Regions from separate parts of the Homo sapiens genome. Here region 2 is linked to region 1. A link is an interaction called in ENCODE POLR2A ChIA-PET data of the cell type or tissue named here. Cell type or tissue: B cell. All regions are shown on one strand. Links, peaks and the distances in the headings refer to the core of each region. The heading gives the core; the rest is flanking DNA.

The links. Peaks named below come from ENCODE experiments on the same cell type or tissue, not always from the same donor. Only the 100,000 strongest peaks of a DNase experiment are listed, where the experiment ranks them.
Region 2: POLR2A ChIA-PET joins it to region 1 with 7 read pairs; 3 of 35 experiments call an interaction of 5 or more read pairs at or near these places.

What each region holds. Positions count from the first base shown.
Region 1 is chr5:133,553,036-133,560,532 of GRCh38, forward strand. The region is part of intron 3 of FSTL4 (follistatin like 4); the gene reads right to left. Among named protein-coding and RNA genes, the nearest start is that of FSTL4, 56 kb to the right of the region's middle. RefSeq lists a silencer at 4-83. In B cell, for the core only: no CTCF peak of the experiment used is centred there; no DNase peak of the experiment used is centred there; H3K27me3 peaks cover 363 bases.
Region 2 is chr5:133,956,952-133,964,448 of GRCh38, forward strand. It overlaps C5orf15 (chromosome 5 open reading frame 15), which reads right to left. Exons shown (of 3, transcript NM_020199.3): 2 at 2,543-3,069; 3 at 1-39. Among named protein-coding and RNA genes, the nearest start is that of C5orf15, 7.9 kb to the right of the region's middle. RefSeq lists enhancers at 510-559, 570-619. In B cell, for the core only: no CTCF peak of the experiment used is centred there; no DNase peak of the experiment used is centred there; H3K27ac peaks cover 4,151 bases.

The DNA.
Region 1 (7,497 bases), core at 993-5,992:
TCCAACTGCAGCGGCTACTTAGTCTCTTGCCATCAGGTCTCTGGGCCTGGAAAACGTAACTCTCCCTCTGACCTCCAGGGGGCGCGGGAGAGAGGGTGAGTCCCGCGGTACCCGGAACCCACAGTCTGTATCAAGAGGGAGGAAGCCTAGGCTTGTCCAAGACTAATAGCCTGGACCAGCATCTTCCCCTCTTTTCCGAGGCATGGCAGCATCTTCTCAGTGTCTTGTCTCGGACGTTTCTTTTCCATTTCCCTCTGTCCTCCACATGTTCCCCTCCCATCAAGCACAGCTATGGATGCGCCTGCTCTTCCTAAGCTTTTCAAGGACTGTCCATTTAGAAGTGACCTTGCAGACTTGCCTTAGAGCTGAGAGTCCTCAGGACAAGGGTCCTAGCAAAGCTACAGTAGCAAGACACAGGGACATCCCACCACAAAGGAATGAATATTTAGGTACAGTGAGGTCAATAAATAAGTCACCAACTTACTGAAACGCCCAGCAAACCAAATCACAAATCCTTTCAAAGCTGTGTCTTCTCATTTCTAAAACAGAATATCACACTATCTGGCTACATTGGACTATTGTGAGTGTTAAAATAAGTGAACTTAGCATAGCATATGGCATATGGTGGAGGCTTTAATAACAACAGTTGTCATCATGTGCCCCCTCCCATATAATCTCCGATCCCCTAAGGCAGGAAAACAAAACACTTAGAAATAACTTAAACGAAAGTCAAAACATAGAACTTAACTAGAAAACTCAGTTAGCCAGGACCCCCATCACTAGGATATGGCGGCTAAGTCTCTGGGATATGTTGGACACTGTGCCACCCTACAGAGAAGGGAGAACCTGGACTCAGGGGTGGGAGGCAAGGAAAGGAAGCAAGAAAAACAACCCAGAGAGCCCTGAGAACTAAGAGCACTGGCTTAGAGCCCCAAATCCCTCCTCTGCTACTCACTAGCCCCCTGGGACCTCAGGCACGTCACTGTACCTGTTCAAGCCTACCTCATCTATACAAATAAGGGGTGACCCTGTGGGGCCTTTGATCTGGAGTTGGATCATTTGGATGATTCCATGAATGGTAGAGACTAGAAGCAAGCCCGACCTTGCAAGGAGGGAATGGTCACCGCCATGCCCAGCATTCAGGCAGGCTGCTTGGTGGACAGAGTGCAGTCGTGAAGACTGGCTACGCAGCTGACCTTTGGGAAATCCAGACAGAGAGCCTGGGGAGATGGGGGGGAGGTGCCTGGACCACAGTGGTGGGCACATCTAGTGCTCTCTCAAGTCATCTACATGGGCCTCTGCTGCGGGTAGCATGTTTCTCGCTATATTTCAAATGTCTCTGATCCATGACACTCGCGTCCTAATGGATCCTGCTGTCAGCAATGGATGAGCATTGAGCTAATAGATGTCAAACAGCATTTACATTTCTGAAATGGCTTCATCTGCTCCCTCTCCCAGGACTCTCCAAAGTGAAATTTGAAATGTGGACAGACGGGTCAGCTCTGGACAGCTCCACTTCCAGAATTCTCGTGGGCAAGAAACAATTATTTATTTTTTCCTAAACAGACAGACAGTGCTGAGCTTATTCAACAACAACAAGCTGCTTTTCAACCTTGTCTTCTTGGAAAGGCATGCAATTTCCTAAGAGGCACATGGAAATATCTGTCACCTTGTAGTTTAAATAGCATTCATTCATTCATTCAAAGCACACTCACAATGAATTATCTTGTTCATTAGAAATTCTGCAGAAGACCAGTGAGAGGTTTGGATTGGAGAGAGCATGGGGGAGTTTAGCATCTGCGATGCGGTACGAGAATCAAACCGCGCTGCTAGATTCACCCAAGCACCCTCTGCATATTGACGGCAGGGTCAGAATGGTATTCTCAGTCTGGGTTTCAGTAGCAGGGACATCTGTAGCTATCAGAAAATGCTGCAGAATCATCTGTCTAGGGACCATCTGTATTTGGGGGTTATTCCAATGTAGCACCTGACACATGATAATGAATGGATTTTTCTGGCTCTCTCTGGCTCTATTTTAAACTGTCATCATTTTAAACCATGAAATATGTCAAGTGATAATTAAACCTCACCACAGACAGGTACTGTGAAAATGATTAACTTTTACCATTTCCTCCATACACATTTTGAATATTTTGAATACCCCAGGTATGGGATCATTACATTGACAGATGAGAGAAGTCATCTTTACAATAATTTATTTTTAAAAGAACCAAAACAGGACTGAAAATTCTGTGTTTTCCCATTGGGTCTTAATTTGAAAACTTCTGCCATAAACTCTTATTTTCAGAGGAAGCCTTGGTGGGAGTAATACAGAACTGGACGCTATAATCTCCAACTCTGCCTCAATTAGCTGTGTGACCCGGGGCAAGTCCCTTGCCATCTCTGAGTATCAGTCTCCTCCTCTGTCAAATACCAATGACCATATCTTCACTCTTCCCAACTCACAGGCTTTCTTGAGCATATTAAATGAGAGGACAAATGGGAAAGCTCTTTGAGAGCAAAAGGCACACCGGTTACACTATTTGAATGTAAGGTATTATTTTAAATTCCGTATAAAGGGGAAAAAAGTAATATGCCAGCACAGCTTTACAGGCCTACTGTTTTTAAAAAATAAACACACACACACAAAACAGAAACCTCAACTCATTTTATTTTCCGCTGAAGTTTCTGAGCAGGAGATTAGATCTGACCCTATCAAATCAACGTCCCCTCTGAGCCACAGGACTCCCATTTTGTGTCCAAACATGCAGGGGCTCACACAAATGATAAAAATTCAAATGAAGCAGCCAAGCAGCTGGATGGGAATGTTGCTTCCAGCAAAAAGGGAGAGCAAATAACTGCTAAAATTAGTAAAGCGAATAGACTGAAATATATTTTTACCCCCCACAACGCATTGCCCAGACCCGTGGGTTTTTTACAGGCCTATTTCTTCTGAAGTTGGGGTTCTCTACTCCCCTTTGGTAGCAGCAGCAAGACACAGCTCCCCGAGATGGGAGGTTGGGGGAGGTCCCAGGACCTCTGACTCTGCAGGCATGCTGACTGTAGAACAATGAATCCACATTTTTGAATACGAATATTTCAATCAGAATTACACAAACATTATCAGATTCCCACAGAATGTATCTTCCTGAATGACCTCAGTGAAGCCCATTTTAATTCTTTGATCAATTTCCTACAGAGTACAAAAGGTCCTCATTTTTTAAATTTACAAAATAAGATTGCAATGCCTATCTCAGAGGTTGTTTATGAAGATTAAATAAGAAGTTGAATGTGAAAATGTTTCCATTTCCAATCTACAGAATTTATAGTAAAGGACTAAAACTTTTGCCTCTAAATTGTCTTGAATGTGTGGACACATAGGAAATTACTTACTAAAAAGTGGCTCCTGGCGGGGTGCGGTGGCTCATACCTGTAATCCCAACACTTTGGGAGGCTGAGGCAGGTGGATCACCAGAGGTCAGGAGTTCGAGACCAGCCTGGCCAACTTGGTGAAACCCCGTCTCTACCAAAAAATACAAAAATTATCTGGGCGTGGTGGTGCATGCCTGTAATCTCAGTTACTCTGGAGGCTGAGGAAAGAGAATCGCTTGAACCCAGGAGGCAGAGGTTGCAAAAAGTTCAGGGCTCCTGAACAGCAGCCCTGGTTATAGGTGAGGTCCATCCCCCATCCTGTGTTCCTGTCTGCCACCCCATGCCCATTTAGAAGCAGCCAGCCCAGCGAGCCTCCACCAACCCCTTCCCAAGAAAGAGGGTGATCTCTTAGGAAAAGTGGAAAATAAAAGCTTCTGACAAACATCATCAAGGAAAGGACTGAAGCCACTGCCAGGTGAGGGGCTTGCTCATTCACTTTTCTCTCTATTTTGGGTGATTTCATCATTTGATGTTCATTTGCTTTTCATCCTTATGTGCTTTGGCTAAAGTGCTAAAGAAAGGATGTCATGTTTGGGGTAAAACCCCTCTCAAGTTTCGGCTGGTGAATGCTTGATGCACCTCCCCAGGTACCTCCTGCAGCTACCCTAGGGGACAGGGCAAAAGAACAAGGTGAAAGAACCCAATCGCTGGAGGCAGCTGTGATTTGAAACAACAAAAAAGTGCCCTTTATTTGTCATCAGGGACTTGAGTTCAAACTCACACTCTGTTAGAAGCTTCTGTGACCTTGGGTCAACTGCTTAATCTCTTAGCCTTGGATTCCTTCTGAAGACAGAAGAGAGCACCTCCCCCCTGAAACGCTAGGTGAATGTTTGCTGATTCTTAGCCTGCTTTTCAGGCACTCAGAATCCTTTTAGGGGTGGAGAGTGAGAGACACCCAGATGTGAAATCATTAAGTAGACGTTAATATGCTTAGAGAATTTCCTTTTACCTTCCTGCTTCTGTGTCCCTTATTCAGACCCAATTGCCATTTGGGGATCCACCTTCCTCCCACTCTCACTTCATGATATCCTGACCAGCGGTATGGCTGGTGACTTCAGGAAACCCAACAGCACACAGCATTAATTAAGTGCATGAATCACATGACCTGAGTCTGTCCAATCCCAGTGAGCTTTAGCACTTTTGTGGGATACACTGGACTAGAGGCCATCTGTCTTCCACTGGACCTGGAGCTGTGAGGAGGGGAGGCTGGCACTCACCATGAAGGGGAACCCCCAGAGAGGGGCAAAATGGAGGGAGAAGCCAGGTCCTTACACTCCATATCAAGTATATCTGAAGCCCAGCACTCCTCACCTTCCACCCTCACTGGACTATCCAATTACATAAGCCATAAGTCCTCTTTTTGTTTGAGCTAGTTGGGTTGGGGTTTGTTATTTGCAACAAAAACGTCACCACTGGTACAGTGTGCCCTTAAAAGTCAAAGGGGACCCTCTGCTGAGACAGCCATGCTTTGGAAAAAAGATCCTGAAACTTCACCTCCACCAGAACATTCAGAGAGTTGTTCTCCCAGATTCCAACATCAATTACACTGAACAAATGCTCTCTCTATGTTGCGGACCCAACTGAGAGGTGGCTGGCCATGGTGCAGGTACACCAGGTAGACATCTGTCTGCAGGACGCTTGGGCATCTTCTCAACTGACTCATCTATAAGGGCAGGGACTATGCCGGGTCATCTCTGCACACCAAACTCCAATCAGCCCAAGGAAACTTCTATAAGCAACCAATAAAACCTCAACAAACTCTGAGAATCGTATTCACCTTTCCAGAGGAGTCATTTCTCCAATGCAAGTAGTAGTTATCAAACTAGAGTCCCAGATATTGTTTTTGAGGCACTGATGAGGTGAGAGAGCCATTGAGGGGCAGAGAATGGAGCTGAGAAGCTGGAGCCCCGAAGAACAGGGTAGGGGCAATCACTGGCTTGCAGTACATGGGAGAACCAGCTCTGTGCACCATCCAACTGCACTGACTGCGCTCAGACCCCGGCCCAGGTCTCCCCACTATTGGCTGCACTCTTATCCCGGAAGGCTGTGGGTCACTGTCTCCATGGAGCCAGTGCCCATCCTACCTGCTCATTTCTGGGACACACGCTCCCTGACTTCCTGGAGAGTTCAAAGCAACATTCAACATTTTGTGAAAAGGTTTTTGTTTTTTTTTTTCTTTTTAATGCAGGCCCTGACGCATTTCTTGGAACCCAATGGCAACCTTGGCCAAGAAATATAACCCAAATAAGAGCATGTAGAGACCAGTGGGGTGCGTTAGAATGCACAGGATTTTCCAACCCTGGTTGCCTGATCTGCCAAGACACTGTGGCTTATTCACCAAGCCCAACTTGTACACCTTGGAAGCCCTCACCACAGCCACAGGAGAGAAATGGGCCAAATGCAGAGTGAGTGAGGCCAATCAGGAGAGAGAGTGTTGGCAGGTCTTGCTGATTTAGAGGAGAGGTCTCCCCTTACAGATTATTTCCAGTCCTGGCTCTGCTCCAGCTGAAGCAGAGAGATTAAAGATTTGTTAAAAAAACAACACAATCTTAAAATAATGAAAAGACAGGTTTGTTGTTTTTTACAAAAGAGCTTTAAAAGATGAACTCATTTTGATGAAAAGAATAGAATTAGAACATAATGGTCAGTTGCATCCTGTACTTCGTTTCCTAATAAAGAAAGATTGCCAAGCAGCAATGAGATAAAAGAGACAGAAACAAATGATTTTAACTCACAGATAATTAACCCCAGAGGCTGGTGGATAGCACATTAATATGCTGGGGCAAATAGCTTAATGAGGTTTGAAAAGGGCTTCAGTGTTTATATGAAGAAGATAATTTCAAGGGTTCCTGAAAAGCAAAGAAATGCCTCTGGCTTGGGGACTGGTCAAGTAACGAAGATGACAAATGTCAAGCTTAACTTCTGCTGGGATCTGAGAGATGAGGGTGAGTCTCCTGGGTAGGGTGGGGACCTCAGCAGGTATACAGGGAGCACCATCATCTCTCTCCACTTGTCCTGGAGGGGCAGGATCAGCGTGCTTCAGGCTGGCTGACACCATCCTGTCTTTTGGTCCTTAGGAATGTGCAGTGGTTCATACCCTTTAGGGGTCATGACCTCTTCGACAATGTGACTCTTCCCCACAAATTCCAGATAGTGACCTATGCCCAAATATTGCAATGCAACCTCTAAGGAGACCGCTAGGCAAGCACGAGTGATTAGGGGTTCATTATCCTGCCCACACCGACCTATAGCTTGCCCGTCATAACCACAGAGGTTTAGCTCATGTGCATGAACACAGTTTAAGCTCCTTCTAGCAGAGGGACCCACAAGTTGTTAGAAAGGGCAGAGGAGCTCTCTGAGGATGGTAGTTAAGGAAAGTGAGCATTCCCAGGGACTGGTGGGAAGAGCAAGCTCAGCAAATAGGACCAGGTATCCTGGAGCTATGGGGTTCACAGTCAAACAACCTGGAAGGCCCTGTATCTGTGATCTGACCTTTGTGAGAAACGGAGAGATGACATAAAGCCAAGTCAGCCCTGGGACATGCCAGGCATCTAACACTTTTTCAGTGCCCACTCTGTGTCAGGGACAGGGGACCCTGGGAGGCAGACATCTGACCCCTGCGTTTCCAAAACTTGTGCCTGCACAGCAGCATGAGAGCTGTCCCAGGGCAAAGGCTACAGGTACCAGGTGAGTGGCGCTGTGGCTCTTGGGGAGGATTTACATACCTCAGGTTCGGATAGCATCACTGGCAGATCCATCGTGAGCCCTGAGCTATCCACCACAAGGTCCTGCTGCCTCCAATCCCTGGAGAGAGCTGAGCTCAGCCAGAGGATGGGATGGTTTATATCTGTAATGCTTAAGGATGATTTCTGACACCAGTGCTCAGAAAGCCCCTGATCTTGGGAGAGAAGTTTATGTTTGTCTTTAAGTCTCACTCTATCTCCCAGGTTGGAGTGCAGTGGTGTGATCTCGGCTCACTGCAACCTCTGCCTCCTGGGTTCAAGTGATTCTCCTGCCTCCTGAGTAGCTGGGACTACAGGCATGCACCAACATGCTTGGCTAATT
Region 2 (7,497 bases), core at 1,477-6,476, 400 kb after region 1:
GCCATCACGCCATTTCCTGCTTTGAACCAGAAGAAAAATCTGGAAAACAGAAGTCATTAAATAGGCAAAAGAGAAAACAGAGAATATGGTAAACATTTTTATAACAAGTAAAATATCTCTCTTCTAGGTTTCTAAATATAAAACACAAAATATCAACAACAAAAAAGCTATTTTAGGCCGAGGCAGGCAGATCACTTGAGCCCAGGAGTCCGAGACCAGCCTAAGCAACATGGTGAAACACCATCTCTACAAAAAATACAAAATTAGCCAGGCATGGAGGCGCTTGCCTGTAGTCCCAGCTACTCAGGAGGCTAAGGTGGAGGATCACTCGAGCCCAGGAGGCAGAGATCACAGTAAGCCATGACAGCACCACAACACTTCAGCCTGGGTGACAAAGCAAGACCCTGTCTCAAAAAAAAAAAAAAACAAAAGCTATTTTGCTTTCCATCTTGTAAAGAAGGCTAAACAGTGCTTCTCAAATTTCAATATATATAGGAATGTTTGTTAAAGACTCAGATTCCTAGGCTCTATCTTCAGAGACTGAGTTAGTACTTGAGGTAGAGCCCAGGAACCTACTTGTTTAACAAGTCCCTTTGATGTTCATAATAGAGATGGCCAAACACTAAACAGTGGGATATAATATCAGCAGCACTCAAGGTTCTGTCTACCCATAAACACTTACAAAGCTAGCAATATAGCACTAAATACAAATAACCAGAAGAGTTGGTTGGTTTGCTTTTTTTTGAACTATTATTAGAGTCACTGATTCTCAAAGCAGGAAGGCATTTTGAAATTATCAGGTCCAGTTTCACTATTTGTCAGGTAAGGAAATCAAGGCCCCGAAGGGGAAGGTGGCTTACAGTGTTACAAAGCAAGTTACAATAAAGTCAAGAACTGAGACTTCCTGACCAGTAAGTATTAAAAAGGAACTGTGTGTTTGATCTCCCTTTAAGGATTTTAAAAGGCTTAACTATTCAGCTTTGGGACTGTAGAGTGCCAACATGTACCCTCACACTAAATGTGATGTATCCTGTCCTACAGATGTCTCTTGTGCCTCATGTAATCCAGCAAACTGGTAACAGCACAGAAATGTTCATCACAATATTATTTCTGAACCAAAAATTGTAAACCATGAATCTAGTATGTTTTTAGCCAGGCACAGTGGCTCACGCCTATAATCTCAATTACTTGGGAGGCTGAAGTGGGAGGATTACTTGAGGCCAGGAGTTCACCAGCGTGGACAACATAGCAAGATCCTGTCTCAAAAAAAAATAATGTTTTTAAAGAATATTAAGGATATGGAAAATGCTCATGATTGGTCAGGACATAAAACTCTATGAGATAGCTGGGTGCAGTGGCTCATGCCTGTAATCCCAGCGTTTTGGGAGGCTGAAGTGGGTGGATCACTTGAGGCCAGGAGTTTGAGACCAGCCTGGCCAACATGGCAAAACCCCGTCTCTACTAAAAATACGAAAATTAGCCAGGCGTGGTGGCCTGCGCCTGTAGTCCCAGTTACTCAAGAGGCTGAGCCATGAAAATCGCTTGAACCTGGGAGGTGGAGGTTGCAGTGAGCCGAGATCGCACCACTGCTCTCCAGCCTGGGAGACAAAGTGAAGCTCTGTCTCAAAAAAAAAAAAAAAAAAAAAAAAAAAACTCTGTGAGATAAAATTCCTTAAAAATCATTACATACACCTATATGTATAAATTATATGCACATTTATAGACCAGAAATACACCAAAACGTTAATGCTGAGAAGTAGTTTAAATTTTCTTTTCTAAACTCTTCTGTTTTCTGAATTCCCTAAAATAAATGTGTAACACTTTATAACCAGAAAAAAAATCAAAAGATTAAGTTCAATGTTAATAAATTAAAAGACAAATATTAAATTAACATTTTCTCCACAAGTATTCCTACTGAAGTAATGATGCCAAATTAAGACATAAACTCTTAAAAAAAAAATCACTGGGCTTTGGTATTACTCATTAAGAAATAGGACTATTTCTTTTTTTAGAAGTACATACATTCAAGCATTCTGTCTGCAGTGTGTTAAAATACACAATAGATTTACATGCTGATTAGACATCTCAATATTTTACTATGAATTTAAACTTCACTGAAAAAAAGGAAAGAGGGCTGGGCATGGTGGCTCATGTCTGTAATCCCAACACTTTGGGAGGCCGAGGCGGGAGGACTGCTTGAGCCTGGGAGTTCAAGAACAGCCTGGGCAAAATAGCGACACCTCGTCTCTACAAACAATAATTTTTAAAATTTTAATTTAATAATTTTTAAAAATTAGCCAGGTGTGGTAGTGTGAATCTGTAGTCCCACCAACTCGACAGGCTGAGGCAAGAGAATCACTTAAGCCTAGGAGGTCGAGGCTCCAGTGAGCTGTGATTGTGCCACTGTACTCCAGCTTGGTTGACAGAGTGAAACCCACTACACTTTTTTTTGCAAAAAAAAAAAAAAAAAAAAAAAAGAACCATGAATCATCAAAAGCATTATGACTGAAATAATAAAGGGCTAAAAAAATCCCAAACCTACCTTCCTTTTGTTGTGATATGTAATGTAAACAACAGCAATGCAAAAAGCAAAAATAATAAGATGAAAAAAGAAATGGCTGTCTTCCTCTTCTATATTTGAGGATGGCATCTTAAAAGATTTCACTGACTGTTCAATTTCCATGTAACCCCTGTTTTCTTCCAAGGTGTCATCAGACTCGTCGTCGTCCCTGGGGCCCGTGGTCCAGTCATAGTCTGGTTCTCCATAATCGCCATTGTCTAGAGTGTCTTTGGCTGTGGATGGAGAACTGTTCAGCATGAGAAGATCCTCCTCCTCTATACTAGGATCTTCATTGTTATCAGCTTCCTCTTGAGACAGAGGAGTAGGCGAGGGATGAGGGACCACAGATGCTCCTCCACTTTTCTTGGTACTCGTCGTGGGAGGGAGGGTGGTGCTGATTTGGGAAATAGAAGGTTTGGTTTGGTTTTCATGTGTTAAAGCATTCACATTTGGGGTAGAAATATGTGAGTTGAGTACGGTTGGGCTCGGTGAATCAGTCCGTGATACAACTGAAACAAACAAAGAATATCAAACTGAAATCTCCAACTTTATCTCCACCAAGCTAAAAGCATATTTACCCAAATTTTACACTAAGCATTTCTCTCTGCTACATTCCTATAACTTTCTCGAAAACTAGTTATTAAGTCTCAATAGCCAGCATTCAGTTACATTTCTTCTTAGTCAGTTATTCTTCAGATAATAATTGCTTTGCTAGATACTAACAATTTAAGCAGCATAAAAGACCTACTGCATCATACAGCCTGCCACCAAAAGAAAAGAAAAAGGGCTGACTTTAAGTCACGATGGCAAAGTTCACATACAGCCCTCACCCATCCCCTCTGTTTTCATTTCATAAAGGGTGTGGATTTCAGTTACCTTGTCCAGACTTTACCTGATCCCTAGAACAGACCAAAAAGTGGCTGATTCTCACTCAAGTAGGTCCCAAAAAAGATATGGAGTTTGGACCTAAATACTTTCAACACAACATAACAAATTCAGGGGAAGCTATAGGCATGCTGTAGATAGTAATTCTAAGTGATACTTGAACTAGAGGACTCCCTCTCCTAAATTCAAAAAAAAAGAAGGATCCTTACAAAGAAGAAAAAACTTCTAAAGGAGAAGCATCCGAAACGGGAACCTGAGAGCTAAGTGACAACTAGACTATTTTGAAGATGAGGGAAGGCATCTAGGTATAGCAAATGACACCAAATACACACACATTCTTATTTCCCTGTGCTGCTACCTACTCAGCATAGTTTACTAAAGGTAAAATTCTTTACATAAGAATTCTTACTATTCTTTTACCAAGAAGAATGAATAGAGGAAGATTCCAGAGGAATCCCTGCCGAAATTTAACCATCTCTAATTTATAATCTAATGTAGTATCTGTTGAAGAACTTCAAGGACCTCTACTACACTAAAAAAATAAAAAAAAAAAACCTCTGTCATGTAGATCTAAACATATTCAGACAATATTTTAAAGTCTATCACATTAAAGTAAAATATTTTATAGGGGTAAGATTAAACCAAGTCATTCTAGTGCTTTCACAAACATGTGCATTCACACAAGTTAACAATCCAACAGACAACCCTTTCTTCATGTGAATACACTCTGGTTTGTGTACCACAGTTGACATCCATTTTGTGTAGAAAAAAAAAGAAATAGCTGGTGTCAATTAGAATGAACAGAGGATCTCAGAAAAATAATGTAGTCAGTTAGTAAAAAAAAAAAAAAAAAAAAAAAAAAAAAAAGGCCAGGCCCTGTGGCTCACGCCTGTAATCCCAGCACTTTGGGAGGCCGAGGCAGGCTGAACATGAGGTCAGGAGCTCGAGACCATCCTGGCTAACATGATGAAACCCGGTCTCTACTAAAAAATACAAAAAATTAGCCAGGCATGGTGGCAGGCACCTGTAGTCCCAGCTACTCGGGAGGCTGAGGCAGGACAATGGCGTGAACCTGGGAGGTGGAGGTTGCAGTGAGCCGAGATGGCGCCACTGCACTCTAGCCTGGCCGACAGAGCAAGACCACATCTCAAAAAAAAAAAAAAAAAACCAATAAATTAGTAAAACTCTCTTTTTCCCTTTTTTTTTTTTGACAGGGTCTCACTCTGTTGCCCAGGCTGAAATGCAGTAGCACAAACATAGCTCACTGTAGCCTCGACCTCCTGGTTTCAAGCCCCCCATGTAGCTGGGACCACAGGCACATGCTACCCTGCCTGGCTTTTTTTATTTTTCATATATTTGTCCAATGCCATATGCAATTTTTTTTTTTTTTTGAGACAGCATCTTGCCATGTTGCCCAGGCTGCTCTCATATTCCAGGGTTCAAGAAATCCTCCCACCTTGGCCTCCCAAAGTACTGGGATTACAGTAAAACTCTTAAAACATTTTCAATAATTGAGTTCCTTGAAATTTTTTACTGGAAGAAAAGAGAAATAAACAGGACCTACAACTCAGTACATTACTCAGAAAACTACTAACAGGAATTTCTGAAAATAATTTTTGCATTTATCACTTCAACTTAGTTATAATTCAAGAATTTAAAAATTATTATTTTCTGATACATTTAATTTTCCTGCCAAAGTACAAAAAACATGTTTTAAAATAAAATTTAAAATTGAAATAAGTGGGAGCCAACTAACTAAACTTAACTTTTAAAAGAACAATTTTTCCATGGGTAAGTACCTTTAAAGGACACAAGCTGATAGGGTGGGAATAATTATAAAGAAATTTCCACCACGCAGTATAGAATTCACAGTCATCAGCAAATCCCTTCTTTCACCCTTTGCTTTCTTGTTATTACTGAAACCTGACTCTCCCTTAAGGACACATTTTCCTTTCAGCCTGTTTAAGTAATAGCTGTTTTTTCTCCCACATCCTTGAACCACTGAATCTCAAGGAGGCACAGTTCTCCTCCTCATTGCCCTTTTCAGACCATTCTCCCGTTCTTCTCCCTAAATGCCTCTAGCTTTGATTCTCTTATCTTAAGCTATAATGCACTAACTTACTTTCATCCAACTCCAAAGTCATGCCCCCTAATTCTTAATGATCTTTAGCTCCTGGCTCTAGAGTTCACTCCATCTAAGACAAGTACTCCTGCCTTGATTTCAAAATCTTTGACCTCCTCTCTTCTCATGAGCTAGCCCTCCTCTTTACCTCAGCCACTCACTCCCAGAGTCATTATTTATTATCACAATTCTTCCATAATCTCAATTTCATGCATTCTACTTGCTGGCAAGACCTCCTATCCTTCCAGTTCATTCCCTGGTATTCTCAATCCATAAACACCTACAACCCTCTAATCCTTTTCATTCCCTTACGGTCACCATCAAAACTTGCCCAATACACTCTCTTCTCTCTTTATTCAGATTCAATTCTGTGTCAGCTATTATAATTGCTTATAATCACTCTCTTACATCCATCTTCAATTCCCTTCCCCCTTGTCCACTTTGACCCATTCACTTGGTGAGACTACACTCATCCCTAGTTATTAATAAATCAAGCTCTCTGACTACTCACATCTGCACCCAGCAGCTGAACATGGCTAGAAAAAATATACAACCATGCCACTGTTTTCATTTCATTTTAAATTCAATGCCAAAGATTCAGGTGTATGTTTAAAGCTGTTGGCAATTAAAATTGTTGGCAATCATATTTTCCTAGTCCATTTACCCTTCTACTCTCTTAGGACACCAATCACATTTTCCTCTAACCACAAACTTCAAATGTCTTCTCTGTTATCCTCATTTTCAACTGATGACATCACTTCCTAACTTTTCTGAGAAAAATTAAAAGAACTTCCAAGAACGACCAGAATTCTAGACTCATAAATCCAACCACCTACTTGACATCTCCTCTTAGATGTCTGACATTCACATTAATATGTTCAAAATGAATTCTGGCTGGCTTTCAGGAAGACAAACACACTCTTCCCTGTTTCTCCCACTAAAAACAACTAAAAGCTCTGAACATTATGTATAAAATAACACAAGAACACTCTGAAAGGTGGAAAGAACTGGGTAGAACAGTTAGAGACCTCAGGATATGTGAAACAACATGGTGGTGACTTCCTTAGGTTTTTCTTTTTACCTCATATATCCCAGGCTAAAGACAAAAAATAAAAATGGCAGACTTCAGCTCTAACATATCCATAGTGCAGTAAATGTAAATGACCTAAATACATCAATTAAAAAACAGAGACTGGCAGACTCAACTACATGATGTCCATAGAAAGCTCATTTTATTTTTTTCTTTTTGAGACAGGGTCTCGCTTTGTCACTTAGGCTGGAGTGCTGCACAAACACATTCATAGCAGCTTTATTCATAATAGCCAAAAACTGGAAACAATCAGGCATCCTTCAACAGATAAATAAAGTGTAGTCTACCTATACCATAGAATATTACTCAGCAATTTAAAGGAACAAACAACCAGGACTGGTGGCTCACACCTGTAATCTGGGCACTTTGGGAGGCCAAGGCAGGTGGATCACAAGGTCAGGAGTTCGAGACCAGCCTGGCCAAAATGGTGAAACCCCATCTCTACCAAAAATACAAAAATTAGCTGGGTGTGGTGGTGTGCACCTACAATCCCAGCTACTCTGGAGGCTGAGACAGGAGAACTGCTTGAACCTGGGAGGCGGAGGTTGCAGTGAGCCGAGATCGTGCCATTGCACTCCAGCCTGGAGTGCAAGACTTACTCTCGAAAAAATAAAAGTTAAAATTTAAAAAGGAACAAACTATTGACACATGTAACAACCTAGGTGAATCTTCAGAGAATTATGCTAAGTGAAAAAAAGTCAATCCCAAAAGTTACATACTGTATTATTCCATTTATGTAAGATTCTCAAAATTACCAACTTATACAAATGGATAATTTGTGGTTACCAGGAGTTCAGGAGGGGTGAGGTAGGAGGGAAGTGGGGTGGCTTTATAAGGGCA